4 separate regions of the Mus musculus genome follow, and regions 1, 3 and 4 are each linked to region 2. Evidence: chromatin loops called from intact Hi-C (ENCODE). Cell type or tissue: left cerebral cortex. All regions are shown on one strand.

What was found. Hi-C counts contacts between places; a loop is a spot of excess contacts. Peaks named below come from ENCODE experiments on the same cell type or tissue, not always from the same donor. Only the 100,000 strongest peaks of a DNase experiment are listed, where the experiment ranks them.
Region 1: a loop joins it to region 2, with 9 times the contacts of the local background. A loop is called at or near these places in 23 of 42 quality-filtered maps.
Region 3: a loop joins it to region 2, with 7 times the contacts of the local background. A loop is called at or near these places in 9 of 42 quality-filtered maps.
Region 4: it touches region 2 in a loop (16-fold over the local background); 4 of 42 quality-filtered maps call a loop at or near these places.

What each region holds. Positions count from the first base shown.
Region 1 is chr7:108,810,885-108,818,884 of GRCm38, forward strand. No RefSeq gene overlaps it. Among named protein-coding and RNA genes, the nearest start is that of Olfr514, 11 kb to the right of the region's middle. In left cerebral cortex, a CTCF peak has its summit at 4,119 (motif pointing right); a DNase peak (open chromatin) is centred at 4,141.
Region 2 is chr7:108,931,046-108,939,045 of GRCm38, forward strand. Eif3f (eukaryotic translation initiation factor 3, subunit F) reads left to right here and starts at 3,370. Exons shown (of 8, transcript NM_025344.2): 1 at 3,370-3,762; 2 at 6,701-6,771; 3 at 6,991-7,070; 4 at 7,364-7,501. The coding sequence starts at 3,387. In left cerebral cortex, a CTCF peak has its summit at 3,112 (motif pointing left); DNase peaks (open chromatin) are centred at 3,209 and 3,932; H3K4me3 peaks cover 1,330 bases; H3K27ac peaks cover 652 bases.
Region 3 is chr7:108,846,560-108,854,559 of GRCm38, forward strand. No RefSeq gene overlaps it. Among named protein-coding and RNA genes, the nearest start is that of Olfr516, 4.6 kb to the left of the region's middle. In left cerebral cortex, a CTCF peak has its summit at 4,816 (motif pointing right); DNase peaks (open chromatin) are centred at 2,210 and 4,815.
Region 4 is chr7:107,858,628-107,866,627 of GRCm38, forward strand. It overlaps the pseudogene Olfr471-ps1 and the pseudogene Gm10156. Among named protein-coding and RNA genes, the nearest start is that of Olfr470, 17 kb to the left of the region's middle. In left cerebral cortex, a CTCF peak has its summit at 4,279 (motif pointing right); a DNase peak (open chromatin) is centred at 4,337.

The DNA.
Region 1 (8,000 bases), 120 kb before region 2:
TCTCTGTTGCTGATGCTTGCATCTATAGTTCCAGTTTTCTTTCCTAGTTTTTCTATCTCCAGCATTGCCTCACTTTGGACTTTCTTTATAGTGTCTACTTCCCTTTTTAGGTCTTAGATGGTTTTATTCAATTCCATCACCTGTTTGGTCATGTTTTTTTTACAATACTTTAAGGGATTTTTGTGCTTCCTCTTTAAGGTCTTCTACCTGTTTAGCAGTGTTCTCCTGTATTTCTTTAAGTGAGTTATTAAAGTCCTACTTGATGTCCTCTACCATCATCATGAGATATGCTTTTAAATCCGGGTCTAGCTTTTCAGGTGTGTTGGGGTATCCAGGACTGGCTGAGGTGTGAGTACTGGGTTCTGATGATGGTTTCTGTTAGTAAGATTCTTACATTTGCCTTAGCCACCCTTAATCTCTGGAGTTAGTTGTTATAGTTGTCTCTGGTTAGAGCTAGTTCCTCCTGTGAGTCTCTTAGCCTCTATCAGCAGACCTGGGAGACTAGCTCTCTCCTGAGTTTCAGTGGTCAGAGTACTCTCTGCAGGCAAGCTCTCTACTTGCAGGGAAAGTGCACAGATATCTGGCCTTTGGACCTGCCTCCTGGCAGAAGATGAAGACCCAAAACAGGGCCTGTCCCAGAAGCCATGCCGCTTCTGCCTGTCCCAGAAGCTGTGCAGCTTCTGTAGTCGGCACTCTCACCTACACAGTCTAGTCTCTGAGAGATTGCGGACCAGAGTCTGCTCTCCCAGGTGCTCTGGCAAAGCCCTCCCGAGGGGGCGGACACCTCTCCTCTGGCAGGAAAGGTGCCCAGATGTCTGAAGCCTGAAAAGGGGTCTGCCCCAGAAGCTGTGTGACTTCTACCCATCCCAGCTTGTCTCTGAGGGACCTGGGAACCAAGATGGCTCCCCCAGGTGCTCTGGAAAAGCCCTCCCAGGCAGAGCGGACACCTCTCCTCTGGCAGGGGAGGTTCCTGGAAGTCTGGAGCCCGAAATGGGGTCTGCCCCAGAAGCTATGTGGCTTCTGCCTGTCCCAGAAGCTGTGCAGCTTCCGTAGTCGGCACTCTCACCTACACAGTCTAGTCTCTGAGAGATCCTTGTCCAGAGACAGCTCCCCCAGGTGCTCTGGCAAAGCCCTCCTGGGCGGGGCAGACACCTCTCCTCTGGCAAGGAAGGTGTCCGGATGCCTGGAGCCCAAAATGGGGTCAGCCCCAGAAGCTGTGTGGCCTCTGCCTGTCCCAAAAGATGTCAGCCTCTGCAGTCCACTCTCACCTGAGCAGACTAGTCTCCGAGGGATCCGGGAACCACGATGGCTCCTCGCTCTTTCATTCTTTGTTCTTGTACAACAGTGCTATATAAATCATGACTATATAAAACACTATATAAATCATATATCATCATATATAAATATATAATACTTAAATTTATTGTATATTATATATGCTATACCTATACATTATGCATTATGAGTTATACATTATATGTTGTTTGCTATATGTTATATGTTATGCATTGTGTTATATATTATATACTATATGCTATGTATTATATACTATATGCTATATATAACATATCACATGTTACATATTATAAACTATGTACTATATATTATATGTTATCTATTTTGCTATATATTATGTGTTAAATGTTTTATGCTATAGATTATAAATTATATATTTGTTATGCATATTTATTATATATTATATATACTATATACTATATATCATATAGTATTTTATACATTATGCATTATACTATATATTATGCATTGTGTATTATATTTTATATATTTGATACTTTATATTTATATTTTATATTATATGCTATATGTTGTTATACGTTATGTGTAAACATATAAAATCATATATTTAAATATATACTATATATAAATATTTGTGTATAATATATGTCATACGTACAATCACTATATAAGTCATGAAAAATTCTGCTTGGCCCTCTTTTACCACATCTGCAGTAGACTTAATGTGAGTATGTTTCTAGAGTCAGGCACCTTGTGGGCTTTATTTTCTTAGGCACTCTCTTTTAAAGGGTAAACTTTCAAATAGGTGTTCAGTTTCATATTCTGGATCCTTTTCTATTAGAGGTTCTTGTCCTCAAGACAATAGACAGCTCCCCTATTGTTTAGTATGAAGTGAGGAGCATGGTCTCTCATTACTGGCTCTAATCTCTTTAACCACAGTGACACTTTTGTCTGCATCTGCTTTATCTCCAATGTTAAGGGATGAAAACTTCTTTCCTCAGCAAACTGCATATTTGTCAGATCATTCTACTATATTTTGCTCACTATAAATCTGGCCAAGGGCAAAAAATAATAACCATTTCACACTGTAAATACTATGCTGCTCTTGAAATTTACTCCACTAAGTAAACTAGTTCATTATTTTTGTGATCGGCCAGCCTCACTCAGATATACAGAATATGAGCAGAATACAGCCAGATTCTTTGCCAGAATGTCATATGTATGCCCTCTAGCTATTCCCAAAAGCATTGTTTCTGCCTCTGAACCATTCTGAGCCTGGCCTTTGCTGGCACTTCTGTTGGCATACTGGCTTTCTGAATGCCCAGCAGAATGGCTTACAATGTGCTGGGGCTTCTATAGATCCCATCTCCAAATAGTTCCACATTCTTCACACAAACCATCTGCAATGGTTTGCTAACAACATGATCAGGTTTACCACAGCGCAACAACCCCACTTGCCAGTACCTATTTTCTGTTTCAATTATTTCTATCCTCACTGTAATAAAATGCCTGACAGAGGCCATTTTAAGAAGTCGTCTATTTGTACCACTGTTTCCCAGCAGAGAAGGCATGAAGGCTGAAGCAGCTTAGTCCATGGCTTTTCATATGGTACCAACAAAGAAATCAGAGTCTTGCACTAACAGGGCCAGGCTATATGCTCAAACCTCATCTCTAGTGGCTTAGGTCAGCTAGAACCTATGCCTTCACAAAATAATAACTGAGGACTCAGGGCCCAAACACTGCCCTGAGAGATATTTCATATTCATACTGTATGACCCCCACTAAGATATGCTCCCAGAATTCTAGCACTTCTGTAGCAACAGAATTCTAGCCCATCCTTTCAGATTTTTCCAAATGCCTTGCACAAACCAGTTCCAATGGCTTGTGAACCACATGATCAGAAAGTCACACATCTAACTACATCTCTCAGTACCAAATTCCCTATGTTTTTTTAGACCTTATTTTGTTGTGACAAAATACAATAGAACTGCTTGAGGAAACAACTCGAGGATGTCTTTCATCTCAGTGTCAGGTATTTTAATCCATGAAAAGGAAGGCATGATAAAGAGGCCTGAACGCACAGAGGAGAGAAAAATATGTCCTTCACACACACAAACACACGCACACCTGTTTATTCCAGTTAGGTCCTTCTTTCCAAGGTTCCCATAATCTTCAAAATTAGTGTCATCACCCATTGATGGAGTATTCAGCACTTGTGATAATATTATGATGATGGTGATGGCTGTGGTAATAATAGGTATGGTGATGCTGATGATGCTGATGATGTTAGTAATGCTAATGGTGGTGGTGATGGAGATAATGGTGATGAAAGACAAGAGACTTGGAAAGGAGATGGCAAAGTGAAGATTGTGCCAGCCATTCTGGTCTTAAGCCTAACACCTACTAAGAACGTAAGATTTGCCTCTGAATTTTTCACCTGCCAAATTTTTTTTATGTCTGGAACCGGTGTAGTTGATCCAATTATTTCAAACCAGTAACCCCAGAGCTCGTGTCTCTAGCTGCATATGTAGCAGAAGATGGCCTAGTCGGCCATCATTGGGAAGAGAGGCCCCTTGGTCTTGCAAACTTTATAAATCCCAGTACAGGGGAATGCCAGGGCCAGGAAGTGGGAGTGGGTGGGTAGGGGAGCAGGGTGGGAGGAGGGTATAGGGAACTTTTGGGATAGTATTTGAAATGTAAATAAAGATAATAGCTAATAATAGATGAATGAATGAATGCATGAATAAATAAATAAATAAATAAATAAATAAATAAATAAATAAATAAATGTTGAAGGCATGACCAAGTTTAATTTTATGGACTTTCAGAACAGCGTACATCAATTACATTCTTGAACCACCAGGTGGCAGTGTGAATTCGATCCATCTACTGCCATACCAGACTTGATCAGAACTGTTTTGGTTTTGTTTGTTGATATTGTTGTTCTTGGGGATTGCTTGTCTTATTAAACAAAGTCTCACTTTTACTCTTGGCTCTCCTGGAACTCCCTATATAGACCAGTCTGGCCTCTAACATAGAACCTAGAAGCTCCCTTCTGACAGTTTTCCTAAACTCATTTTCTTTGTTTTAATACTGTGTCCTCTGGTCTTCTAATCTAAGCAGATCAATGTTTAGAAACTGTAGTTTCACAGGACTCTTTTCTCCCCATTATTTGTATACAAATCTATCCACTCATATTCACCTTTTACCCAGAAAACATCGGCACAAGCCCTGTGTTAAATGCATTCACTCTTTCTTCTTTATTAGATTTTTCGGAAAGACTGCAACCTATGCAGTAATTTAATTCAGTCTTACATAGTGGACCCTATTTTTACACTTCCATTATTTAAAATTATACACAAAATAACTATATATTTGTAGCATACCTAAATCCTTTTTATAATAATCTCGTGTGTGTGTGTGTGTGTGTGTGTGTGTGTGTGTGTGTGTGTGTGTGTACATGTGCATGCACAGCTTCCTGAAGTAGAACACAAAATCTTTCAAATGATAGGAACTAATGAGGAAACTTTCCTTCTACCTCCAATTTTACACTTCATGGTAAATAGCAGAGATAACATGTGTTTGTGGATCATTTCTGGGCAAATTATGAAGCTAATAGTCAACCTGTTTCTACTGGTACCCATTTTCTCTCTTTTACTAGAAGTGGGAATAATAACTTCTTGAAGAGAAAAAAAAACACTCACCATTCTGCATTTAGTTCTACCCATCTTTTCCTTTTATTGTAAAATTCACATAATAAACAGTATCTGTGGTATATTTAAAATCACCTTCCTAGAGCCTGCATCCCTCCCCTGTTTTTGCCCTATAACGCTGTCTCCCTGTACCGCTCCTGGTCACAATTCTTAGCCTGGCTAATAAATCTCATTGATTGTAAGCAAGCATTTTAAGTGTTGTTTACTCCAAACTGGATTTCAACTCCTCACAAGGATTCTTTCCCATCCATTTCATATCTCAGTAATGAGAACCTCCAACCTGAAGTGTAGACTTATTCCTGACACTTCTTTTTCTCCTATCTGCTTCTGCATACAATCCCCAATCAGGTTAAGTCAGTTGGAATTCTTACTTAAGCATGGAAACACTCTCATCTCTCCTAGCTTGAGCCACCATCAGTCCTGCCTGGGTAGCATTGACTCTTCCTTGCTTATTTCCATTCCTTCATCCTATCAATTACTCAGCACACAGAATATACCAAAAGTTGAAATATGGTCCTGTCTCTCCTTGTCTGAAAGCCTTCTGTTATTCAACAGTGGCTACTAGGCGAAACTTGGCATTCTCACTGTCCATGAGTTTTTATAGAATCTCTTCTGCTCACCTCTCCATTCCACCTCTCCATGACATCTACAGATTTTCCTTTCCTGTAAAATTTCACATCAAGACCCTTAAGCCCTGTGCCTTTCTTCCTGCTGTATAGGTCCTCTGTTTAGTGCCCCATTCTGGCTTTTCTATCAGTCTTGAAGCCTCATTCAAAAGGTTTAAAAGCTCATTTTCTCCCAGGAGTCAAGGAGATAAGGCCTTATTGTTACTACATCACAGCATCCTCTGTTTCCTTCGTAACAATTATAATAATTGTTAATACATGTAAACAAATCTTTCATTTGTTTTAAATAAGTTCCTCTCATTAGACTATCTTTCTTATCTTGCTTTCCTAGGGCCTAGAACAGTGTCTATCCATACAAGTCATTTTACGATCATTAAAATTGTCTCTTCACAGGACAAACCCATTGTGCTCAATTTGTTAAGCTTGTGGGATAATAGTGAACAGAACACAACCTAGGATGGAACATTAGCAGAATGACTTTACAGGTGTTTATTCGTGGGACAACAACAAAAATGTAATTGCGTTGGGCCTCTACTTTAATAGGCTGTAAGGGCATGGATGAAGTTAAAGAGACAAGTGACAAAACCAGTTCATGGTTGTGTGAGGGATCCTCCCCGACAATGTCACTAGTGAGATGGGAGCCTGGTCACCATTCTGGAGCAGCAAGGAAGCCACATTTTGCCATTCCATTCTGTCAGAATAATCAGAACGGAAACAATAATGACAGATACATTCAAAGAAATAAAAAAGATCAAAATTTCAAATTATAAGAGCTTGTGTTGTCAGCAAACACAGTAGGGATCAAAACCTAGACAAAACATACGGTCAATAAATACATTTACAGATTAAAAATAGTAATTGTTCAGTTGGCTTTAAGTCATAGGTTTACAAAAGGGCTTCCTTAATAAATATTATGTATGAAGAGTAATGATATTAAATACTTTTAAAAATATGGATACACTGGTTTCCATGGGATAGTATAATGTGACACATTGCAGAGTGGATGGCTTAAACAAAAGAATTTTTATTTATATCTCTAAATCCTGGAAATTGAAACATTGTTGAAAAATGTCCATTCATTCTTAAAAAGATTGAACACAAAAAAATGATTCAAGAATAAAGGAAATTAAAATAATTAAATAATCACATTTGTATCCTAGGGTGGATGATAGGGACCTACCCATTCTTTAAGTAGCAGAGAGACATATTTTCTCTATAAAAGAAATTCCAACGGATTCCAAAATCAAGTCAGAAGATCAGACACTTTGTTAGAGTTTGTGTCCTCACAGAACAGAAGCCAAATCCATAACATAAACAGCCTGATAATGCAGTAGAGTGGGTTTATTATGTTAATTTGGGTCACCAAAACTACTCACACAATTGTCTGCACACAAGACACTTAGGGTGTGTGCACATAGTTGGTTCTGATTGGTAAATAAAGATGCCAACAGCCAATGGCTGGGCAGGGCAGAAAGAGGCAGGAGAAGGTGAGGAGACACCACCCCTGAGAAGGTGCAGGACAAAGAACATAGCTGTAATGTAAGAGTCTGGGAATAGGTGTGTGGGTTCATTTCTGGGTCTTCAATTCTATTCCATTGGTCTACTTGTCTGTCACTATAGCAGTACCATGCAGTTTTTATCACAATTGCTCTGTAGTACAGCTTTAGGTCAGGCGTGGTGATTCCACCAGAGGTTCTTTTATCCTTGAGAAGAGTTTTTGCTATCCTAGGTTTTCTGTTATCCCAGATGAATCCAGATTGCCCTTTCTAATTCGTTGAAGAATTGAGTTGGAATTTTGATGGGGATTGCATTGAATCTTTAGATTGCTTTTGGCAAGATAGCCATTTTTACTATATTGATCCTGCCAATCCATGAGCATGGGAGATCTTTCCATCTTCTGAGATCTTCTTTAAATTCTTTCTTCAGAGACTTGAAGTTCTTATCATACAGATCTTTCACTTCCTTAGTTAGAGTCACGCCAAGGTATTTTATATTATTTGTGACTATTGAGAAGGGTATTGTTTCCTTAATTTCTTTCTTAGGCTGTTTCTCCTTTGTGTACAGAAAGGCCATTTACTTGTTTGAGTTAATTTTATATCCAGCTACTTCATTGAAGCTGTTTATCAGGCTTAGGAGTTCTCTGGTAGAATTTTTAGGGTCACTTATATATACTATCATATCATCTGCAAAATGTGATATTTTGATATCTTCCTTTCCAATTTGTATCCCCTTGATCTCCTTTTGTTGTCGGATTGCTCTGGCTAGGACTTTAAGTACAATGTTTAATAGGTAGGGAGAGAGTGCGAAGCCTTGTTTAGTCCCTGATTTTAGTGGGATTGCTTCCAGCTTCTCACCATTCACTTTGATGTTGGCTACTGATTTGCTGTAGATTGCTTTTATCATG
Region 2 (8,000 bases):
GGAGATTGAGGATTCTAATGGAAGAATAAGAATGATTGCAGGATCCTAAGGGGATAGGAACTCTACAGGAAGACCAACAGAATCAACTATCTTAGACCCTTGGAGCTCTCAGAGTCTGAACCACCAACCAAAGAACATACTCGGGCTGGAACTAGGCTTCCCACACATATGTAGCCGATGTGCAGCTTGGTCTTCATGTGGGTTCCAAACAATTGGAGTGGGAGCTATCCCAACAGCTGTTATCTGTATATGGGATATGTTCTAGCTGAGCTGCCTTGTCTGGCCTCAGTGGGAGAGGAAGTGCCTAGCCTTGCAGAGACTTGAAGTGCCAGGATGGGGGCATATCCAGAGAAGAAGAGGGAGAAAATGGAGGAATGATTGCAGGAAGAGGTGACTTGGAGGGGGCAGTGAGCAAGATGTAAAGTGAATAAATAAACACATACATACATACATACATACATACATACATACATACATTTTTTAAAGGAGGTCTCTTCTTACTGTTTATAGACCATGTTTCCCTCATTTGAGGATCCTAGAATTTTATTTTTATATATAACATAACCCACACGTAGCACATACATATATAACATGAAAGTGGAAAGAAGACTAGGGGAAGAAAAAGACTAATGGAGGAGGATTAAAGAGAGGAATAGGTTGGGGTTGGTGAGGTGGCTCAGTGATTAAGAGCACTGGCTACTCTTCCAGAGGTCCTGAGTTCAATTCCCAGCAGTCACATGGTGGCTCACAACCATCTGTAATGGGATCTCATGCCTTCTTCTGGTGCATCTGAAAACAGTGTACTCATGTACATTCAATAAATAAATAAATAAATAAATAATCTTTAAAGAGAGAGAGAGAATCGGTGGGAATATCCACCTGAGTACAAAGAATCTATGCCAACAAGAAAGCTTTTTAAAGGAGCTAAGGAGATAGTTCAGCAGGGAAGAGCACTTGCTATGCAAGCATGAGGACCTGAGTTATAATCCCAGCACCCACATAAATCCAGGAGTGGTAGCTCGTGAGCCTGCAACCCCAGCATTGTAGATGGTGAGACAGAGGATGCTGGGGTTTGCTGACTACCAGCCTAGCGCCAGGCTCAGTGAGAGACACAGTCTTAAGGGAATAGGGAAGAGGGTGATAGAGCAGGACACCCAATGTCCTTCATGTCTGGCACACACACACACACACACACACACACACACCTATGCATATAGTACACACACATGAAAACTTTAATAAAAGAAAAAGGATGCTGGACAGTGGTGGCACACACCTTTAATCCCAGCATTCAGGGAGGCAGAGCCAAGTGGATCTCTAAGTTCCAGGACAGTCAGGGCCACACAGAGAAACCTTGTTTTGAAAAGAGAAAGTAAAAAGAGCTTCCTACACTACTAACTCTGCGAAGCATCATGAGTTACCTCTGGCCTTCTGAATAAAACTAAAACATTGGTTCATGAGGTTTGAGCCTGCTGGCTTTCAATATCAAACCAATACCTCCAGCTTGCTGCCTGAAGATCATAAAACACTCATTTCCTTTATAAAAACAAACGTATTTTGAAGATTTTATTTTCTTAATTGTGTATGCATGTGTCTGTGACTGGGTATGTATGTACATGTGAGTGCAATGCCTGTGGAGGCCAGAAGAGGACATAGGTTTCTCTGGAACTAGAGTTGTGTGTAGCTGTGAGCCACCAACCAACCCTTCCCCTTGCTGGAACCTCAATGCAGATTTTCTGCAACAACAGAGAATCTCTGTGTGTCTCTCTGTCTCTCTCTCTCTCTGTGTCTCTGTGTGTGTGTGTGTGTGTGTGTGTGTGTGTGTGTGTGTGTGTGTTTCTCTCTCACTGAACTATCTTTCTACTGCCCAAATTTTTTTATAGCATAGGAGTCTTTTTAAAAAGATTTATCTGCCGGGCATGGTGGCGCACGCCTTTAATCCCAGCACTCGGGAGGCAGAGGCAGGCGGATTTCTGAGTTCGAGGCCAGCCTGGTCTACAAAGTGAGTTCCAGGACAGCCAGGGCTATACAGAGAAACCCTGTCTCAAAAAACCAAAAAATAAAAATAAAAAATGAAAATATTTATTTATCTATTACACACACACACACACTGTCCCTATCTTCAGACACACCAGAAGGAGGCATCAGATCCTATTACAAATGATTGTAAGCCACTGTGTAGTTGCTGGGAATTGAACTTAGGACCTTTGGAAGAGGTTATTGCAGAGAATCTGCGTTGAGGTTCTAGCAAGGGGAAGGGGTTGGTTGGTGGCTTACAGCTACTCACAACTCTAGTTGTGTTCCTAACCGCTGAGCCATCTCTCCAGTACCAGCATAGGAGTCTTCATAATTAGCTCCTGGCCCTGCTTAGAGATCTATCCTTTCTTTTGATAATGCCATTTAACCACCAAATTCTTTCTTTAAATGTACTAGTCTTGCTCTCATTCACCTTAAGCCCTCTACATGAACTGTTCACTCCACCAGAAGAGCTCTCCCTACAAAACCCCAAATAATAGTTGGCTGCCTGAATTCTTCAAGTTTCCACTCCAACTTGATACCCTCATTGTATCCTACTCTAACCCTTCATAATCTTTCATGCTCTCATAACCTCCACTGATCATTTCTTTCTCATAGCACAGTCAAATAGTAATAATAATTTACTGTGTATCGAAGCACTTTCTAACCTAATGTAGGATTTAGTCCTTTTCTCTCCCCCAAAGAGAATGCAACCCTTTGCTATTTAGTTCACTTATATACCCTAGCATATAAGAGAGAGTCTGGTGCATATTAAGCATTTAAATTGTTGAATGAATATGCCTCCCTAATGATGCCTTATGAAGCCATCACAAATAAAGCACTATTGGTCAGGCATGATGATTCCTGCCTATAGTCCTAGCATTCGGGAAGCAGAGGCAGGAAAGTTGAGGTAAGTTCCAGGCCAACCTAACCTATATGGCTAGGCGTGGAATGCAAAGTAGATCCTGAGTCCAAATTTTAATTCATTGATTAATAAGTTAAATGGATGTAACAGTGAATCCCCTGTAAGACTGATATTTAATATCCATTTAAGTCTTAAACAATTGCGACCTTTACACTACTCTGTGCCGCCACCTGGTGGCAACTGTGTAGATTGCTAGTTGCTTCCTCCCCATTCCCACCCCAGGAAGTCCTAAAGTTACTAGGAACTACTCTGGACTCCTACACACTGAGTGCGCATCGGACAGAAATTAAAGCGCACACCGCGCACTAAAACTTACAACTAGCCGGAAATTTCATGTCCAATAGTCATCAAGATATGATTCACGTGGTATAAATTTAGCCAATCAAATTTCTAATTCCTCCAACTCACGCTCTTCTGTTCTAGGCTCTCTCTCTTTCTCGGCAAGATGGCTTCTCCGGCCGTACCGGCTAATGTCCCTCCTGCCACTGCAGCCGCAGCCCCGGCGCCGGTCGTCACCGCAGCCCCGGCTTCAGCCCCGACCCCATCCACGCCAGCTCCGACACCGGCTGCGACTCCCGCTGCGTCCCCGGCGCCCGTCTCGTCTGATCCTGCTGTAGCTGCGCCTGCAGCCCCGGGCCAGACCCCAGCCTCCGCGCCAGCCCCAGCGCAGACGCCGGCGCCTTCGCAGCCCGGGCCCGCCCTCCCGGGGCCTTTCCCGGGCGGCCGCGTGGTCAGGCTACACCCCGTCATTTTGGCCTCGATCGTGGACAGCTACGAACGCCGCAACGAGGGAGCTGCCCGAGTTATTGGAACCCTGTTGGGTGAGTTCTGGGGAAATTAATGTTTTCTTCCTGTGCATCTTACTATTCCTCTCGTTCCATCGCCCCTGAACTCTTAGCCTGTTTCTCTTTTTGCACCTTCCTACTGTGGCTTGCCTTCCCGAGTGATCTGAATTCAGCCGAATTGCCGTTAAGCCACAGAAATGTGCAAGGAGTAGGTATAAGCTATTGCGTAGTTTGTGATACTTGATCTACATGTTATTTTATACTCCCAACAACGTGGTACTGAGAGGGCATGCTGCCAAAAATGAAAGCTCAAATGACAGCAAGTTCAAAGCCCTTGACCCGTTAAACAGAGTACCCACATGCCCTCTCTTATGCAGTGACCTACCACCACCCCAGCACAAACAGAAAGTGCCCACCACCCATGTTAGGGAAGAGGATGTGTCAGAAGCTTCCTCCAACTCAAATAAACCAGGTATATTTGTAACATATTCTGGATATATAATATCTAGCTTTCCTAAACTTTTCAGACAGGCACGTGTCCCAAGGTTTTCCTACATACTGGTTCATAAACCCTAGATATGCTCAGCTCCAAGTTCTACCCCCACCCCCAACCCCCACCTCACTCCTCTGATTTTTCATTTGGACACAGACTGTTGTTGTATTATGTGTCCGTCGCTAACCTTCAAGATGAAGAGAAGCCAACTATCTGAAGAGGTTGGCATCCCAGGCTTACGGGAGGGTGGCAGGAAGTGAAGCCCTCAGTGGTTTGGTCACCTGCCTGTGGGGCAGGACTCACAGGGAGCTGAGAAGACTCCTCCAGGCTGGTCTCTGCAGAGGCCCATGACCAGCACTCATTCCAGAGCCGAGGCAGGGGAAACTAGAGAACATGCCTGCTTTGTGGAAAGTAGTAGACCTGAGTTGGGCCTGGACAGCAGATTGAGGGCTGAAGCAGAGCACCTGCAAAGGGGAGGCAGAGAGAGGCAGAGAGTGGACGCAAGGAAATAGAGCTCGCAGGTCAAGGCGTGACAGAACTGCAGCATGAGAGGGGTTTGGGTGAGTTCTAGAGCTGCCGTTGTGCATACAAGAAGAAAGGACAGAGTGTGGCTTGGGCTTGGTATTCCTTGTGAGGTGCCCCTGAGTGTACCAGTGGGTTGGTCAAGTAGAAAATTGAGTAAGCAGGGCTGCCAGGGCGCTTCACTGCCTGCCCGTGCTTCACTTCCCAGAGCCCACATGATGGAAGGAGAAAACCTGCAGACGGTCCTCTGACTTCCATGGGCAAGCAGTTGCACATCCATAATTAATCAGTATAAAAGAAAGGCAAATTTTAACAGTACGTGTGAAGATGCAAATGTAAAGAGGTGTGGGCAAGTATGCCCTAGCCCCCAGAAGATAAGTAACTGAAATAAAGAGGTAGATGTACTCACCTACCACAGGGATTGGTAGCTGTGTTTTTAAAAAAAGTCAGGGAATATTTTCAGCTTTGTGTGCAGTCTGTCACAGCTACTCAACTCTGCCCTTGTAGCAGGAAAAGAGCCATAAATAATGCAAAAGAGATTGGGCACATAAACATGAACTGAAGTGTTTCTGGGCCAGTACTTGACCTAGAAAAGAAGCATAGAACAAAAACTGGGAACACTAACAATGCTGAAACCCTGAGGTGTCAGAGGAGCTAACAGATTAGGAAGAGAAGGGGAAAAGCTAGAAGAGACTGGTATCTTGGAGGCCCTAGGAGAAAAGGCTCTGAAATGGGGGAAGCAGTCACAGTGGTCAAAGTTGGTGAGTGTTCAGATGACAGAAGGTATACCTGTGGGTTAAGAACCTTGTCTTAGGGTTCCATTGCTGTGAACAGACACCATGACCAAGGCAGCATTTCACTGTGGCTGCTTACTGGTTCTGAGGTTCAGTCCATTATCATCAAGGTGGGAAGCATGGCAGCATCCAGGCGGGCATGGCACTGGAGAAGGAGCTGAGAGTTCCATGTCTTATTCAAGGGAACCCAGAAGAAGACTGGGCTTCGTCCCACCCGGCTAGAAGGAGGGTCTCAAAGCCCACTCCCACAGTGGCACACCTAGTCCAACAAGGCCATACCTCCTGTTAGCACCACTCTCTGGGCCAAGCATATTCAAACCACCACATAGTTCAGAAAATGAAACCATAACGCTAGCCAACAAAAGACAACACTAGCAGAGACATGTTACAAGGGGTAGGGGGTGAGGAACTTAAAGGAAGGTACCAGGACATCAAGTGAGAATAGTTGGGACCTATGGCTCAGTGAGATCCAGTAACTAATGTGAGAGTTAGGGGTGTGAGAGGAAGTCTGGTAAGAAAACCTCTGGGGGTGGAATGACCCTTTCACAGAAGATCATCAGAAAACACAAGTATTTCAATTACATTTATAACAGTAGCAAAATTGTAGTTATGAATTATCAATGAAAATAATTTTATGGTTAAGGGTTACCACAACATGATGGTCACAGCATTAAAAGATTAAAAACTACTACTCTAGAAAGTACAGAGTATTGTGGGGAAGGGCTGGTAGGGGGAAATAGCAGGCAAAGGAGACCTTGCAAAGGAAGGCTTAATCGTGTCTGGTGATGGAAAGGGGGGGGGGGTCTCTGAGTTTGAGTTCTGGAAAATACTAGTTCTGTTGATGCTGGACTTGGGGCTAATGTGTTGGCTTCGTGTTTGCTGACTTTGAGGCCATCTCCAAAAGCAGGACCTGGAGAAACAGCTTAGTTATAGACCACTTGCCTATCGTGCATAAAGCCCTGAATTCACTCTCCAGCACCACAGGAGCCAGGTGTGGTGATGCGTACCTGTGATCCTAGCATGGGGCTGTTGGAGACAGGAGGCTCAGGAGTTCTTGTTCCTCTTTAGTTAGAAAGGGCCCTGACCCTGGGGGATTGGGTAGTCAGGGGCCATGGGCTTTGAGTTCTCAGGATTATGTAACGCCTGGCTCTTCTCTCTTTACCAGGAACTGTTGACAAGCACTCGGTAGAAGTCACCAACTGCTTTTCGGTGCCACACAATGAGTCAGAAGATGAAGTGAGTTGAGAGGATTTAAGCAGCCCCTGTATAGTTCACAGCCATTCAACCCCTAACTTCCCCGAAGGCCCCACTGTGCTGTGTCTGTAGCCAGAGCTGCAGCTGAAGCTCTGCTTTCCCTGTCCACATTGGGCCTCCTCAGGTGGTGGGGGTTGGTAATTTTTCCTATTCAGCATATACTTGTAGCTTCTTAACCTCCTCTCCTGCCTTCCCCCTTAGGTGGCTGTTGACATGGAATTTGCTAAGAATATGTATGAATTACATAAAAAAGTCTCCCCAAATGAGCTCATCCTAGGCTGGTAAGATGGCGCGGGTGGGAGTGGATAGAGGGTCTCATTGTCATCAGACTAGATCTCGTCTCCCCTTTCAGACATAGAACATATAAAGCATGTGACCTCGAGAGCCTATGAGATTTTGATGATAACTTGATCCTAGAAAGTCAAGAATATTTATTTTCAATTACAACTTTGTTATGCAGTTTTTCATATTGTTAATTACTGCTAAAATGGGTGTGAGAACCCCGGCAACACCCGCTGCGCTGTTGCATTTGGTATTGGTGTCAGCTGCCCTGCGTCTATGATTGCTGTTGCAGGTATGCCACAGGCCATGACATCACAGAACACTCAGTGCTGATCCATGAGTACTACAGCAGGGAGGCCCCGAACCCCATTCACCTCACGGTGGACACAGGTCTCCAGCATGGGCGCATGAGCATCAAGGCCTATGTCAGGTGAGCCCTGGGCACGCTCAGGTCTAATCCTGCCGCTTAGTTTCTCTTCAGGAACTTTATTCCTCTTTTAACAGCTGTCATTAGAGAAGTTTCTAAAGTGAAGTCGGACCCCATAACTCACACTCACTCACTGGTCCTGCTTACACTGGAGTATTTGTTGTTTGGAACCATTCCAAATGGAAGTGCCTTTAGCATCATCTTCTGGAACAGTTAACCCACACATGATGTGTTTATCAGGTTCTTCTGAGCCTGTATTTGTTGCTTTTCTGAATTATCATTAGTTTTTCATTGTCTTGGTTTGCGTTCTGTTTTGTTTTGTTTTGTTTTGTTTTGTTTTTGGAGACAGGGTTTCTCTGTATAGCCCAGACTGACCTGGAACTCACTCAGTAGACCAGGCTGGCCTCGGACCAGGCTCCGCCTCCCAAGTGCTGGGATTAAAAGCATGCACCACCACTGCACAGCTTGGTTTGCTCTCTATTACTGTGATAAAACACAGACC
Region 3 (8,000 bases), 84 kb before region 2:
CACACAATCATACTCACACTCACACACACATACACACTATGTAATAATAATAATAATAATAATAATAATAATAATAATTTTAAAGCTAGAACGTTGACTAGTAGAGTAATAGTCTTTGGAAACATTTCCTATGGACCAAAAAATCAACCAAACCCATTCTGAGGACGGATACAAGCATTGTGTTATTGAGAATCCACCTTCCATAACTCTTATGCATGCACCTCTGTGTTACTTTTAATTGTATACTTGTATATGAATTTTAAAGAAAGACTTTCAAGTTAGGCAAATAGTAAAAAATGTAAACAAATTAAAACTATGATAAATTACATGAACTATATTGATAAATGATTTTTATAAATACCAAAGTACAAAGCACAGTTCTTTTACTTTGTTAAGAATGAAAACTAAACCATATATACCTGAATAAATATACCATATCCCTAAAAATTTGATTTGTAGACAAAGTGACCACAAAGGAACATAAATCAAATGGCTTCCAGAATATTTTTTTGGTTTCTGGTCCAGGTGTACCAAATTTACTAAAATTTGCCCCAATGAGAAATGTTAGAAACCAATTTTCTATCATTGATTCTTGAGTGCAGAAAATGACTTTAGAAAACATCATGTAGTACCATTCTGAATCTATGACTCATTTGCTCCCTTTAAAAGAAAATACACCTATACTTGGAGTTTGTGTCACACACTCCCTGGTTTAACACCCATCACCAAGGAATGTCGACACCTTTTCAGATAAACCTGAGCTATACACTCCACAGAAGACACCCAAGCCACTCTGTGCATCTTTGCTACCCAGAGCTCTAACTCCTATCACCTGATTGCCATTTGCTAGAGCACTCACTACAAATAAAAATAATCCAATCTTTATGTGCTTTATGCCTAAAATAATATAAACTAGAATATAAACTGCAGGATGACAATAATTTTGTTCTAGACTTTGTGTTGTTCCCAGAATTGAAAACAGGTAGCCATGTATGTAATAGATAAAAGTGATAAATTGAAACTTAATAAATCCATAGAGGAATAATTATTTAAGTTAAGAAAGCCTGGACTCTACCCTCAGTTGACTACTGTGTCTAAAGGGAAATAATCAACAACAGGAGAATAAGAAGATCCACATTCACTGTCTGACTTTTCTAGAAGTTTGAGGCTGGCTATGGGGCATGAGCAGCACTGGTTTAAGAATTGGTCTGGACCTAGCCACAACAGTCCAGCTTGAGCCTATGCCCCTCCCTGTACGTGGACACCCTACCTATATGGTCAGGAATTACCCCCAAACAGCCCTTCTGGCTCTGAGCTGGGCATCTTATTCATCAGTAGAAAACTGCAGTAAAAAGAGGGCTAGCCATATGCAGGGATCCATCCCATAATCAGCTTCCAAATGCTGACACCATTGCATACACTAGCAAGATTTTGCTGAAAGGACCCAGATATAGCTCTCTCTTGTGAGACTATGCCGGGGCCTAGCAAACACAGAAGTGGATGATCACAGTCAGCTATTGGATGGGTCACACGGCCCCCAATGGAGGAGCTAGAGAAATTACCCAAGGAGCTAAAGGGATCTGCAACCCTATAGGTGGAACAACAATATGAACTAACCAGTACCCGGGAGCTTTTGTCTTTAGCTGCATATGTATCAAAAGATGGTCTAGTCGGCCATCACTGCAAAGAGAGGCCCATTGTACTTGCAAACTTTATATGCCCCAGTACAGGGGCACACCAGGGCCAAAAAGGGGGAGTGGGTGGGTAGGGGATTGGGGGGGGTGGGTATGGGGGACCTTTGGGATAGCATTGAAAATGTAAACAAGGAAAATTCCTAATTAAATAAAAAGAGGGCTAAGCTGAGGGAGGTCTACAAGAGTCAGGCAGTAAACGAGCATGGAATTCCTGATTCTCTACCATCTTCCAATCTTACATACAGCTAACTGTTTTCCTCCTTGTCCAACTCCCCTTCAGAGCCCCCTTCTGTACAAAGCTCCCCACTCTCCCTCCACTTGACTCCCCTCTACCTAATTCTCCCTCCACTCTAACTCCCCTTGTTTCCAGATTTCTCCCCACTGTCAGTACTCGTACATCCTTAGAGCCAGAATCCCATAAACATTGCCAGATCCTGGCCACCATTCAAGTTCCTTCTCATCAGTATATGGAACCCTGATGACGTCCCACATCTCACACCTTCTCCTCCCATCTGTCTCCTATGACTCCATCAAAACAATCCCATGCTTCCTCCCAAAACACTCAGGCCTCTCTTGACTCACAGAATGAAATGTTCATTCCTCTGCCAGGCATGTAAGGAAACAAGAGTGGGAGAGACAGTTGTAGAAGCATAAGTGAGCGGATTTGCTCTAGTGACACCTGAGTACTAGAACAGAGGATGCCAGCCATTACATAAAGCTTTAGAGAGAAACAGCATATTTATAGTATGGAACATGACACAGGAAAGCCAGAAGACAGAATTGTATAACAAACTGACACATGATACCTTGGGTTCAGATTATTAGGACAAAACAGAGAGGTGTTTTTTTTAAAGTTGATTTCTGAGTATGACTCTGGTGATCTCCTAAAAGCAAATTCCTAGGACTAGGGAGATGGCTCAGTGGGTAACTTGCTTCGTGTTCATGTTCATGTTTGAGGACCTGAGTTTGGAGCCCCAGAAACCACTTGAAATAGCTGGGTTCACACAGTGATATGCATGTGTTATACCAGCTCCAGGGCAGAGTGGAGACAGGCAGATTCCAGGACTCACTGCTCAGTCGGCAGAGCTGAAATGGCAAGCTCAAGTTCCATGAGACTCTGTCATAGAAAATAAGGTAGATATCTTAACATGATGCTGCATGCCTTTAGTCCCAGCACTCAGGAAGCAGAGACAGGAGAGTTCTAGGTCAATCAGGGCTATACAGTGAGATCCTGTCTCAAAGAACAAAAAGAAAAAGGCAGAGAACTATAAAAGAAGCCACCCAATGTCAGCCTCTGAACTCTACATGTACAGGCCAACACATACACACACACACACACACACACACACACACACACACACACACACATGAACACAAACATACCAATGTGCCTAAGCTAACTACAATAATATGTTATTGATGTCAAAAGTTTCATAAAATAAGTAAAATTATCTCTGAAGGAAAATAAAAACTTTAACTCAAAAAATTTTTTCTAATGTACAAAACAAGTTATAAGGTAATACAGAGAGGATCTTATTTAACTAAACAAACAAGTAGGCTGATAAAATTTATTAAATAAATCTAAGTCATACTTTTGTGAATGTTTTATAAGAACTAGAGCCAGGCAGTGGTGGTGCGCACCTTTAATCCTAGCACTGGGGAGGCAAAGGCAGGTGGATTTCTAAGTTCAAGGCCATCCTGGTCTACAGACTGAGTTCCAGGACACCCAAGACTAGACAGAGAAACTCTGTCTCAAAAAAAACAAACAAAAATAACAAATAATAATTGAATAAATAACTGGACCTGACTAGCCCTTCTCTTCCTTTATTATGGAGTGCCTGGTGCTAACTTGGATAACTCACCAGCATGTTTCACTGGCTTTTGCATTAACCTTCCTTATCATGTAGAACAAGTAGCTCTCTCCTCAGAGTTTCCTCTCCTACAGAATTGTTCTTGACCACCTCACTCTGATCTGATCACTGTGAACTGATGACTTATGCCAGCTTACTCCCTTAGAGCTACAGCTGTTATCTACACCCTTGTGTGAAGAAGAAAGGGGAAACAACTGGAGCAACTGGTTTTCTTACCAAAGCAGAGCGATCACTTGCCAAGTACCCCCAAATGCCAGTAGAATTGAAATAGGATCCCCCTGACATGATTGATAAGGTGGAAGCCAATGATAGACTCTCTCAAGCACAATCTTTAGCTCAAAACCTATGAGCTGATGCTTACCCTAATGGATCAGATATGTGACCTCATATTTAAAAGCATTCCCATCCATACAACTTGGTGAATGGGTGCACTGATTTTATAACATTGTATGCTCTGGGAGAAGCCTTCTCTCTGGAGACCTTACACTCCATGTATACAGACTTTCCTCTGTGGAGATCAGGAAACACCAATGTAATAACTAGATGCAGCTCTCTTTCAGGCTTCTACAGGGACTAATGAGCATGTGTTCACACAGGAGATTTGATTTCACCATTGTGTCCCCAGTTATGAAAATGTAGTTGTGTGGATGATGAGCTGACTTGGCCCGACCTTAAGGAAATAGAAGCAGACATTTCGCAGATGCTAAAAATAAGACCTAGAAGATAGAGAGAGGTTGCAGTCCACAGTGAGAGCAAGCTGATACAAGGGGAAATCTCATCACAAGCAAACATCTTGTTCACTGTAATAAAATGTGTAAAGTTACCTTATGGAAAGTCTGGTTTTATTATCATCAAGTTCCCCCCACCCCCCAGTTTGGTTTTTGCTTGTATGTTGGGTTTTTTTGGATTTTTTGGGTGTTTTGTTTTGTTTTGTTTTTTTAATATTTTCTTTATTTACATTTCAAATGCTATCCTGAAAATTCCCTATACCCTCCCCCCACCCTGCTCCCCTACCCACCCATTCCTACTTCTTAGTCCTGACATTCCCCAATACTGGGGCATATAAAGTTTGCAATACCAAGGGACCTCTCTTTCCAGTGATTGCCAAGTAGGCCATCTTCTGCTACATATGCAGCTAGAGACATGAGCTCTGGGGGTACTGATTAGTTCATACTGTTGTTCCACCTATATGGTTGCAGACCACTTCAGCTCCTTGGGTGATTTCTCTAGCTTCTCCACTGGGGGGCCCTATGTTCCATGTTATAGATGACTGTGAACATCCACTTCAGTATTTGCCAGGCACTGGCATAACTTCAAAGGAGACAGCTATACCAGGGTCCCTTCAGCAAAATCTTGCTGGCATATGCAATAGTGTCTGAGTTTGGTGGCTGATTATGGGATGGATCCTGGGGTGGGGTAGACTCTGGATAGTTCATCCTTTCATCTTAGCTCCAAACTGTGTCTCTGTAACTCCTTTCATGGGTATTTTGTTCCCTATTCTAAGGAGGACTGAAGTATCCACAGTTTGGTCTTCCCAACTTGAGTAAAAGATGTAAGTTCTCTAGTCCTATTAACTTTTAAGTGAAATACAGGCAATCTTATTTATTCTCACAGGCCTTGTATAAGAATCATTGCACTTAGGAGTTAGTCCAAACTGACTTGACCAATCAATGGGACCATTGTCTCATGCCCAGCAGATATAGGGATGAACCAGTCAAGACTTAGAGCTCAGATGATGTGGCCAGGACATAAATTCTTCTTTCAGTCTCTCCTCTCTAATATCTTAGGGGACCTTTTCCAATGTCAAAAGATGTGGATCCTTGTCTCTATATTCTACCTCTAGCTTTCTAGAGGGGGCTCCATTGTCAAAGAACATCTCTCTTTTAGGAGCATCAAAGCTGCCAACATCTTTATTCCGTGTCCAGTGCAAATGTACCACTAATCCTGATAGAGAAGAGATTTCACACCTAAAAATTAACCCACCTTGTAAGAAGCCAACTCTAGGATGGCGCCGGTTTCAGGTGTGCCTTTGTGGTAAACAACACCACTGTGCAGATGCTAGCCCAAATCTGGCGCCAACCCCTCCCGAACGGGTGCATGCAAATTAGGTGCCGGTAGACTGACCAATCCCAGGGAGCCACGGAGCCTTCTCCAGTGCTGAGGTACATATAAGCAGTGCTCCCTGGGTTCCCGGGGTCCCCCATAGCAGCATCGAGGCGTTCCTGTAATAAAGGCTATTAAGAAGAATCTGACCGTGTTGTGTCTTCCTTGCCGGCCAAGGTGGGCACAACACCACCTCCTTTTGTTCTTCTCTGCAGAGTGGTTATCTGTCAATCCATGAATCACATTGCATGGACATCACTGGGTTGGAATATGAGGCTAGGTGGATAATTTTAATAGAACTGTCTATAACCTGTCATGGTGTCAATCCCAATAATATATATATGAAAATATTTACTAAAAAAATAACTCCCCAGAAAAAAATAAGTATTATACCTAAGGAATAAATCTCAAGAATGGCTCAAGACTGTGGTTCAATTTGCTAATATACTAGTGAGAAAATACTTTGTATACTTGTAATCACTGTGTGACTATAAAGGGAAAGATAAACTTGCATGCATTGTTTTCTTTAGGCAGACTAGTAAAGAATGGAAACAGATAGAATGAATGGGGCCATACAACAAATTTCACAGTAAATGGACAGTCCTGGAGGAAAATGATGAAGAGAGACAGAAAATGAAGAATAACTAGAAGTAAAGACAGATGACTTCACTGTGTGTCATGTCATGCAGAACAAATGCCTTTGGGGATGGTGCTACAAGTAGGACTAAGGGGGAAAGGTCTTAAAAAAAAGTGTAGGGTAAATAGAAAAACCCTACTAACTCAGGAGTCTCTATTGAATTGACCACACTTTTCTCAAACAGGCTAAAGAAACAACTTTCAACACAACTGTTATGAACTCTGTACAGATGCCAAACCTGCTTCTCAGTAAGAAAGTCCATGGGACCCTTGCAATTAGTAAGGAGAAATGTGAGGTATGGAAACAATCAACTTCCTTTGGAGTCCCTACTAATGAACAAAAGAAACAATAGAGTGAATTTGGGAAGAAGCACAAGAAACTGTGTAATTGCACTACTGCCAGTAAGCTAAAATGGGGAAAGTATTTGTATATGCATTGGTGTTTTGCCTACATATATGTATGGGGGGGATCAGATCCTATATAACTGGAGTTACAGACAGTTGTGAACTGCTGTGTGGGTTCTGGGAATTAAACCTGGATCCTATAGAACAGCCAGCTCTCTTAACTGCTGAACCATCTGACAGAGTATCTTAATTTGAGTAAACAATATTCTTGTTAGTAATTACAAATGCCTATATCCAAAAGTGTAGACAATTCCTGGTTTGATGCCAGAGGGGTCAAGAGATATATAAGTCATAAAGTTGGGTGAGTATGGAGGTATGGAGGATCAGGGAGGAATTGGGGAAAGGGAAAAGCATGATCAAAATCTATTGTATGATTTTTTTTCAATAAAAGAAAAGATTTCTGGTGAAATGCCAGAGGGGTCTAGATGAATATAAATTGTGATAGTACTATAATCTGGCAAGTGTTCATGTTTGACACCCAAGGGCCAAGGGGTAAAAAGTAAAGAAAAAGATGCTAAAGTTATTTGCTGAAACCTTTGTTTCAATAAGCTCTACAGAGCACTTTAATTACCCAAGCTTCCATAGCCAGATGAGAAGTACTAAAAGGGAAGGGGCAGTGTGCAGTTAAAACTATCTGGGCATCACATTCCTGCATTAGATGAAGGGATTTCTCCTGACTTTATGACCCGGATGAACTAAGTCTTATCAGATTTTAGAAAAGCAACTGAGGGCACCAAGAATTAATTCCGAGAAGGAATAATCTCTTCTATAAATGGTGATGGAGTATATGAATGCCTTTGCAAAGGAGTGAATATAAATCCTTATCTTCTACACCATTTGAAACCAACTAAAGCAGATATAGTGGCTCACACTTATAAACCCAAAATTTGGAAGGCTGAGGAAGGAGGCTTGGAGTATGTTCAAGGCCAACTTGTCTATATAGTGAGTTCCAAGCCTGCCAAGCCAAAGCTATAGAGTTAGACCTTGTCTCCAAAAGCCTAAAAGAAAATGAATTGAAGACTTAAGTGTAAGACCTGAAATCATAAAATTTCTAGAATAAAACACAGAAAGGAAGCTGACAGGAGTGTTTCTGATGAGTGTGTATGTGTGTGCATGCATGCCCAAATGTGTGTACGTGCATACATGCATGGGTGTGTGTGTTTTGTTTTTATATCACATCGTGAGTTCACACTACAAGAATGAAACCTGACAGGTGGTATGACATCACATTAAAATCACATCAAAGAAAACAATCAGTGATGTGAAAAGTCAGTTTATGTTTGAAATTATG
Region 4 (8,000 bases), 1.1 Mb before region 2:
GCAGATGATATGATAGTATATATAAGTGACCCTAAAAATTCCACCAGAGAACTCCTAAACCTGATAAACAGCTTTGGTGAAGTAGCTGGATATAAAATTAACTCAAACAAGTCAATGGCCTTTCTCTACACAAAGAATAAACAGGCTGAGAAAGAAATTAGGGAAACAACACCCTTCTCAATAGTCACAAATAATATAAAATATCTCGGCGTGACTCTAACTAAGGAAGTAAAAGATCTGTATGATAAAAACTTCAAGTCTCTGAAGAAAGAAATTAAAGAAGATCTCAGAAGATGGAAAGATCTCCCATGCTCATGGATTGGCAGGATCAACATTGTAAAAATGGCTATCTTGCCAAAAGCAATCTACAGATTCAATGCAATCCCCATCAAAATTCCAACTCAATTCTTCAACGAATTGGAAGGAGCAATTTGCAAATTTGTTTGGAATAACAAAAAACCTAGGATAGCAAAAACTCTTCTCAAGGATAAAAGAACCTCTGGTGGAATCACCATGCCTGACCTAAAGCTTTACTACAGAGCAATTGTGATAAAAACTGCATGGTACTGGTATAGAGACAGACAAGTGGACCAATGGAATAGAATTGAAGACCCAGAAATGAACCCACACACCTATGGTCACTTGATCTTCGACAAGGGAGCCAAAACCATCCAGTGGAAGAAAGACAGCATTTTCAACAATTGGTGCTGGCACAACTGGTTGTTATCATGTAGAAGAATGCGAATCGATCCATACTTATCTCCTTGTACTAAGGTCAAATCTAAGTGGATCAAGGAACTTCACATAAAACCAGAGACACTGAAACTTATAGAGGAGAAAGTGGGGAAAAGCCTTGAAGATATGGGCACAGGGGAAAAATTCCTGAACAGAACAGCAATGGCTTGTGCTGTAAGATCGAGAATTGACAAATGGGATCTAATGAAACTCCAAAGTTTCTGCAAGGCAAAAGACACTGTCTATAAGACAAAAAGACCACCAACAGACTGGGAAAGGATCTTTACCTATCCTAAATCAGATAGGGGACTAATATCCAACATATATAAAGAACTCAAGAAGGTGGACCTCAGAAAATCAAATAACCCCCTTAAAAAATGGGGCTCAGAACTGAACAAAGAATTCTCACCTGAGGAATACCGAATGGCAGAGAAGCACCTGAAAAAATGTTCAACATCCTTAATCATCAGGGAAATGCAAATCAAAACAACCCTGAGATTCCACCTCACACCAGTCAGAATGGCTAAGATCAAAAATTCAGGTGACAGCAGATGCTGGCGAGGATGTGGAGAAAGAGGAACACTCCTCCATTGTTGGTGGGATTGCAGGCTTGTACAACCACTCTGGAAATCAGTCTGGCGGTTCCTCAGAAAATTGGACATAGTACTACCGGAGGATCCAGCAATACCTCTCCTGGGCATATATCCAGAAGAAGCCCCAACTGGTAAGAAGGACACATGCTCCACTATGTTCATAGCAGCCTTATTTATAATAGCCAGAAACTGGAAAGAACCCAGATGCCCCTCAACAGAGGAATGGATACAGAAAATGTGGTACATCTACACAATGGAGTACTACTCAGCTATTAAAAAGAATGAATTTATGAAATTCCTAGCCAAATGGATGGACCTGGAGAGCATCATCCTGAGTGAGGTAACACAATCACAAAGGAACTCACACAATATGTACTCACTGATAAGTGGATACTAGCCCAAAACCTAGGATACCCACGATATAAGATACAATTTCCTAAACACATGAAACTCAAGAAAAATGAAGACTGAAGTGTGGACACTATGCCCCTCCTTAGAAGTGGGAACAAAACACCCATGGAAGGAGTTACAGAAACAAAGTATGGAGCTGAGATGAAAGGATGGACCATGTAGAGACTGCCATAGCCAGGGATCCACCCCATAATCAGCATCCAAATGCTGACACCATTGCATACACTAGCAAGATTTTACTGAAAGGACCCAGATGTAGCTGTCTCTTGTGAGACTATGCCGGGGCCTAGCAAACACAGAAGTGGATGCTCACAGTCAGCTAATGGATGGATCACAGGGCTCCCAATGGAGGAGCTAGAGAAAGTACCCAAGGAGCTAAAGGGATCTTCAACCCTATAGGTGGAACAACATTATGAACTAACCAGTACCCCTGAGCTCTTGACTCTAGCTGCATATGTATCAAAGGATGGCCGAGTCGGCCATCACTGGAAAGAGAGGCCCATTGGACACGCAGACTTTGTGTGCCCCGGTACAGGGGGACGCCAGGGCCTAGGGGGGGAGTGGGTGGGTAGGGGAGTGGGGGTGGGTGGGTAAGGGGGACTTTTGGTATAGCATTGGAAATGTAAATGAGCTAAATACCTAATAAAAAATGGAAAAAAAAAAAAAAAAAAAAAAAAAAAAAAAAAAAAAAAAAACAAAATGAGGAATGTGTTTTCGCCATCAATTTCCTCATGGCCTCTTTTACCTCCTTGTACCTCAGACTGTAGATCAAGGGATTCAGCATGGGGATCACCACTGTGTAGAACACAGACACCACTTTAATTTGGTTGGGCGAGTGGCTTGACTTTGGTATGACATAAACAAATGTAACTGTCCCATAAAACAAGGTGACTGCAGTGAGGTGGGAGGTACAGGTGGAGAAGGCTTTGTGCCTGCCCTCAGTAGAGTGCATCCTGAGGATGGAGTGAAGGATGTAGACATATGAAATAATGATTACGAACAGGGTGATGACGATGATGGAGCCTGCTGAGATGGCAGGAGACATTTCAGCAACATAAACATGGGTACAGGAAAGCTCCACCAGTGGTGGGAGATCACAGAAGAAATGGTTGACTTTATTTGGTCCACAAAAAGTCAGGCTCAATAAACAACTGGTACATGATGAAGAATTCACACATCCACCCATGTAGGAAATAACCAATAAGATGAGGCAGACCTTGGGAGACATGAGAGTGGAGTAGAGCAGGGGTGAGCAGATGGCCACATAGCGATCATAGTCCATGGCAGCCAGCAGGAAGAACTCAGCAGTCCCAAAGACCACATCAGAGCCAAGCTGGACTATGCAACCAGCCACAGGGATGGCAGTTCTCTCTCTCAGCAAACTCACAATCATGACAGGTGTGACTGAGCTGGAGTACCCAATGTCCACAAAGGCCAAGTGGCTGAGGAAAAGGTACATTGGGGTGTGAAGCTGAGGGCTTCTTCTGATCAACATGATTATGCTGACATTGCCCAATATGGTGGTGATGTAGACACCCAGGAACAACACAAAGAAGATACAACAAAGGGTGGGGACCTCAGTTAGCCCCAAAATAATGAACTCTGTTACCATTGTGTGGTTCCCAGGCTCTATCTTTTTTGAAGTGCTTCCTACTGAAATAAAACCAGTGGCTATCAGAATACATTAAATGGCCTCATGATTGATATACACTACTCCACATTTAGCCCATTAAAAATAAATGTGGATTTCATTTTGTTCTGATGTTTGTTTTCCCCCAAATCTTTCCCAAACCAAGTTACATCATGAATAATTTCAGAATATTAATCATCATTTACCTTAAGCCCACAGATACAAACTGAGCAGTGACTCAGATCAGAACACAGGACTCACTCACAGAAGTGGCTTTTGATCAAGGAAGGAGGTATAATTAATGCATAGAGCGCTGATGCGCTGAGACCCCAAATAGTTGAAGTGACAGTTGTATGCTGGTCTATATGATATATGATTCAATTCTATTTCTCAGTCCTATTGAAGCCGGTCCTTCCTAGTCTTCTTGTGATCTTGTGCCACTGTGGGTGGTGCATGCTACTCTGTTGTGAAGGTGAATGGTATTTTATGAGGATCAAACTACAGTACCAGTCCGCAACTCTCTTCTAATTTCTAAACTGACACCTTTTACACGATACATCTACAATATAGCAGAACCTCTCACTAGCCCAGGTTTCAACTGTGGGAATAGGGCATATATTGTACATGCACTCGAAGTCAGATAGAACTGTGCTGTGTTAGCTCACACTAAATTCCTAGTGTTTATCTATTGGGGCAGCTTAACACCACCTAGTTAGTATAACTGCAATTAGTATAAAGGGAAATTTCACATGGAGAGTAATTCTGAGAAAAGCATGAGAATCAATTCTATTTGAGGTCATTATTTGTACTTTAAGAACTGAGTGGAATGAGCAAAAGAATGAATTCCGTATTACATTATTATATCTTATGTCAGCAAAATAGCAGATGCTTATGTTAGCCACATGGGGGCATCAGATTGTTTCATATGAAAGGGATATCAAAAAATCAGTTACTTTAATAAAAACCGAGGTTCTCCCGGTTCCTTCGAGCTCATCGTCTCTGCCGTCCTCTGACTTTTAATTTCCAGGACTTTCCTTCTGCCATGTCGTCTGAAGAAGGGAAACTCTTCGTAGGAGGGCTCAACTTCAACACCGATGAACAGGCACTTGAAGACCACTTCAGCAGCTTTGGGCCTATCTCTGAGGTGGTTGTTGTCAAGGACCGGGAGACTCAAAGATCCCAGGGTTTTGACTTCATCACCTTCACAAACCCAGAGCATGCCTCAGATGCGATGAGAGCCATGAATGGAGAGTCCCTGGATGGGCGCCAAATCCGAGTTGATCATGCAGGAAAGTTTGCCAGGGGATCCAGAGGGGGTGCCTTTGGTGGGCGTGGTCGCAGTTACTCTAGAGGTGGTGGAGACCAGGGATATGGAAGTGGAAGATATGACAGTCGTCCTGGAGGATATGGATATGGGTATGGGCGGTCTAGAGACTACAGTGGCAGCCAGGGTGGCTATGACCGCTACTCAGGAGGAAATTACAGAGACAATTATGACAACTGAGATGGGGCATGCACACAAAATACACACAAGGAATAACACTTCTGATCCAGGATCGTCCTTGCAAATTGCTGTATTTATAAAGATTTTTGGAGCTGCGCTGAAACGTCTGTTTTAGTACATCAAGTTCTATTTTTGAATTGAGCTCCCAAGGTAGTTTGTTAAAGAACTTTTAGAAAGCTCCATGTGTTCTTTAATCATTTTTCCCTTTTAAAAACAAATTTTAAGACATTTGTTACAGTCCCAATATTTTTCCTTTTATCAGAATTTTTGTTTAGGCACTCAGGATTATTGTTTCTGGCCAAAAGAAAAAAGTGGCCAGGCTAAATCAGTTTTTAAAGTTGATGTGTATTTAGGGACATTTTAAAACCTTGTAAACAATATTTATCATGGCCAGAAAGTGATTTCTGAATGTACCTATGAACAATCCGAGTCAAGATCATGATTGCTTAGAGATGTTTTTTATTAAAGATCACCATCCTGATTATATAGAAGAGCTTCTTTAAAATGTTTGTGAATGTCATTTTTTAATACTGGAAGAAAAGTATTCTATTGTGTCTGATGTGTTTAGGATGTCCTTTATGGAGCTAATTAAAAGATGAAACCTGAACACACACACACACACAAAAAAAAAAAAAAAAACAAAAAACCGAATGGGTAGTTTAATCAGGAGAATCAACAGAACCCTGAAATGAAGATAGACTATGTTTAAGGCAATAGTGTTAACAAGAAATATCCTAATATATTTTTATGAATTATTGAACTGACAACTTAGTTAATAAAACCATAATATAAATTTATTGTGTATAATCATATGTAACTGTAAATTGAGTCTCATGAGTGATATCAGTGCACAGTCTACTTTGGATTTTAAATTAGCTGTCATTTTGAAGAACAGTATAGAGATTCCCAATACACAAATGGTAGAATTTCCATATGATGTAGTAACGTTACAACTGTAGCCAAGATATGAAAGTAATTTACATGTCCATTCATACATGAATGCACTTAAAGTAGTCTGAGTTTCTACCACTTAGATTTAAGCAGTGCTTAGTGAGTTAGATAAAAGCGCAAATTATAAAATGTCATCTAATAACTTATTGCTATACCCAGATCAGTACATCTCTCAGCCTCATCAGGGTAGTTTCTTCTTGTGGTAGATGGTAAGTACCACAGAGACTCACAACTGGACAATGTGCAGAAAAATAAGATATTGCAGAATTCTTAGCCCTAAATGGGGCATCTATACTCTCAAGGGTTCTGTAGAATAGGAGGGGTAGAGAGTTTATGAGTCAGAGGCAGTGGATAAGTGCAAGGAAGCAGTGTTTTTCAGACACAATGAGGTAGATGCACTTACAGTGATTGTGACAGCAAGTACAAGACCTGTACTAGCTCAAGCCAGACAAAAACCCAGACTGGATGAGGGCCAGTGAGCACAAAGTTCCACCTGTAGCTGAGCAGATATTGGCATTTTATTACTTCTGGGAGAGTGAAGGTCTATTTTCTTTAGTGGGGTGACACTTAGAGTATAGTTAACACTCCAAGACAGGAGTTACACCCAGGAGTAGATGGCCAACGCTAACTGGAGAGGGTAGGTTTAGGAAAAAGAAGAAAGAGAGAGAAAGCAGAGATAGAGAAACAGAGAGAGACAGACAAAGACAGACAGACAGACGGACAGACACACACACACACACACACACACACACACAGAGAGAGAGAGAGAGAGAGAGAGAGAGAGAGAGAGAGAGAGAGAGAGAGAGAGAGAGAGACCGAGAGACCGAGAGACCGAGAGACCGAGAGACCGAGAGACCGAGAGACCGAGAGACCGAGAGACCGAGAGACCGAGAGACCGAGAGACATAGACAGACAGACATACACAGAGAGAGGGAGAGGGGGATGGAGAGGGAGGGAGGGAGATGAATAGGGAGAAGGAGGGAGGAAGGGAGAGAATATGAGTTGGTTGAGTATGAAGGAGGAGGTGGGGAAGGATCTGAGAAAAGTTAGAAGGGAATAAATATGACAAAAATATATTGTATGAAACTCTCAAGGAATAAATAAGACATTACTTAATAAAAGAGGTAGAGATGATGTTCTTCTTCTGGCCCGAGACTGACTAATTCAGAAGCCTGAGGCCTCCACTTGGGACATTTATGTATCAATATAAAAGAAAGATTGAATGTTACCTGTTTGACAAATATTGCAGCATGAACAGGTTCCAGGAATTATCTTCCTATAATAGGACTTTCTTATGCAGGACTTGGGACTGTTTGTGATGTTAGACCATAAACAGCTTACCACTAGACATACTCATCTTTATTAGCATATAATTGAAAGTCCAGTGGGAGAAAATCCAATGAGACAAGAAAATTGGGTGTCTGTTCTCATATAGACTTTGCTGGCTGAGATATTTCTTAAAATCCCAAGGGTTTTATTCTCTTCATTATTAACAGGCAATATTAGAACTTCAGATATCTAGTTGGTTTTGTAACTTGATTTGAATAATTATAATTAGCATGGGCAATCCTGTGATCATCTGTGACATCAGAAGCAGGTGCTTGGAACTACTTTCTTGAGCATCATTGTATCTTTTGTAGTCACACTTTAGGGTGCTACAGGAAGAGATGTAATATTTGTTTTTGTGTAAGTCACCTACATTATTTTTTTATTTTTTATTTTTTGAATTTTTTGAGACAGGGTTTCTCTGTGTATCCCTGGCTGTCCTGGAACTCACTTTGTAGTCCAGGCTGGCCTCGAACTCAGAAATCCGCCTGCCTCTGCCTCCCGAGTGCTGGGATTAAAGGCATGTGCCACCATGCCCAGCTCATTATTTTTATTTATATTTCCAATGTTACCCCCACTTCCAGTTGACCCCCATGTCCTCTCCCCCATCCCCTGTTTCTATGAGGGTGCTCCCCCACCAACCCCGACTCCCCCCATCCCCCAGCACCTCAGCACCCTAGCATTCCTGTATGCTGGGTTATGGAACCTCCACAGGACTTAGGGGGTCCCCCTCCCATTGATGCTAGATAAGTCAATCCTCTGCTATATAAGCAGCTGGATCCATGGGTCCCTCCATGTATACTCATTGGTTGATGGTTAAGCCCCTGGGAGCTTTGGGGGGGATCTGGTT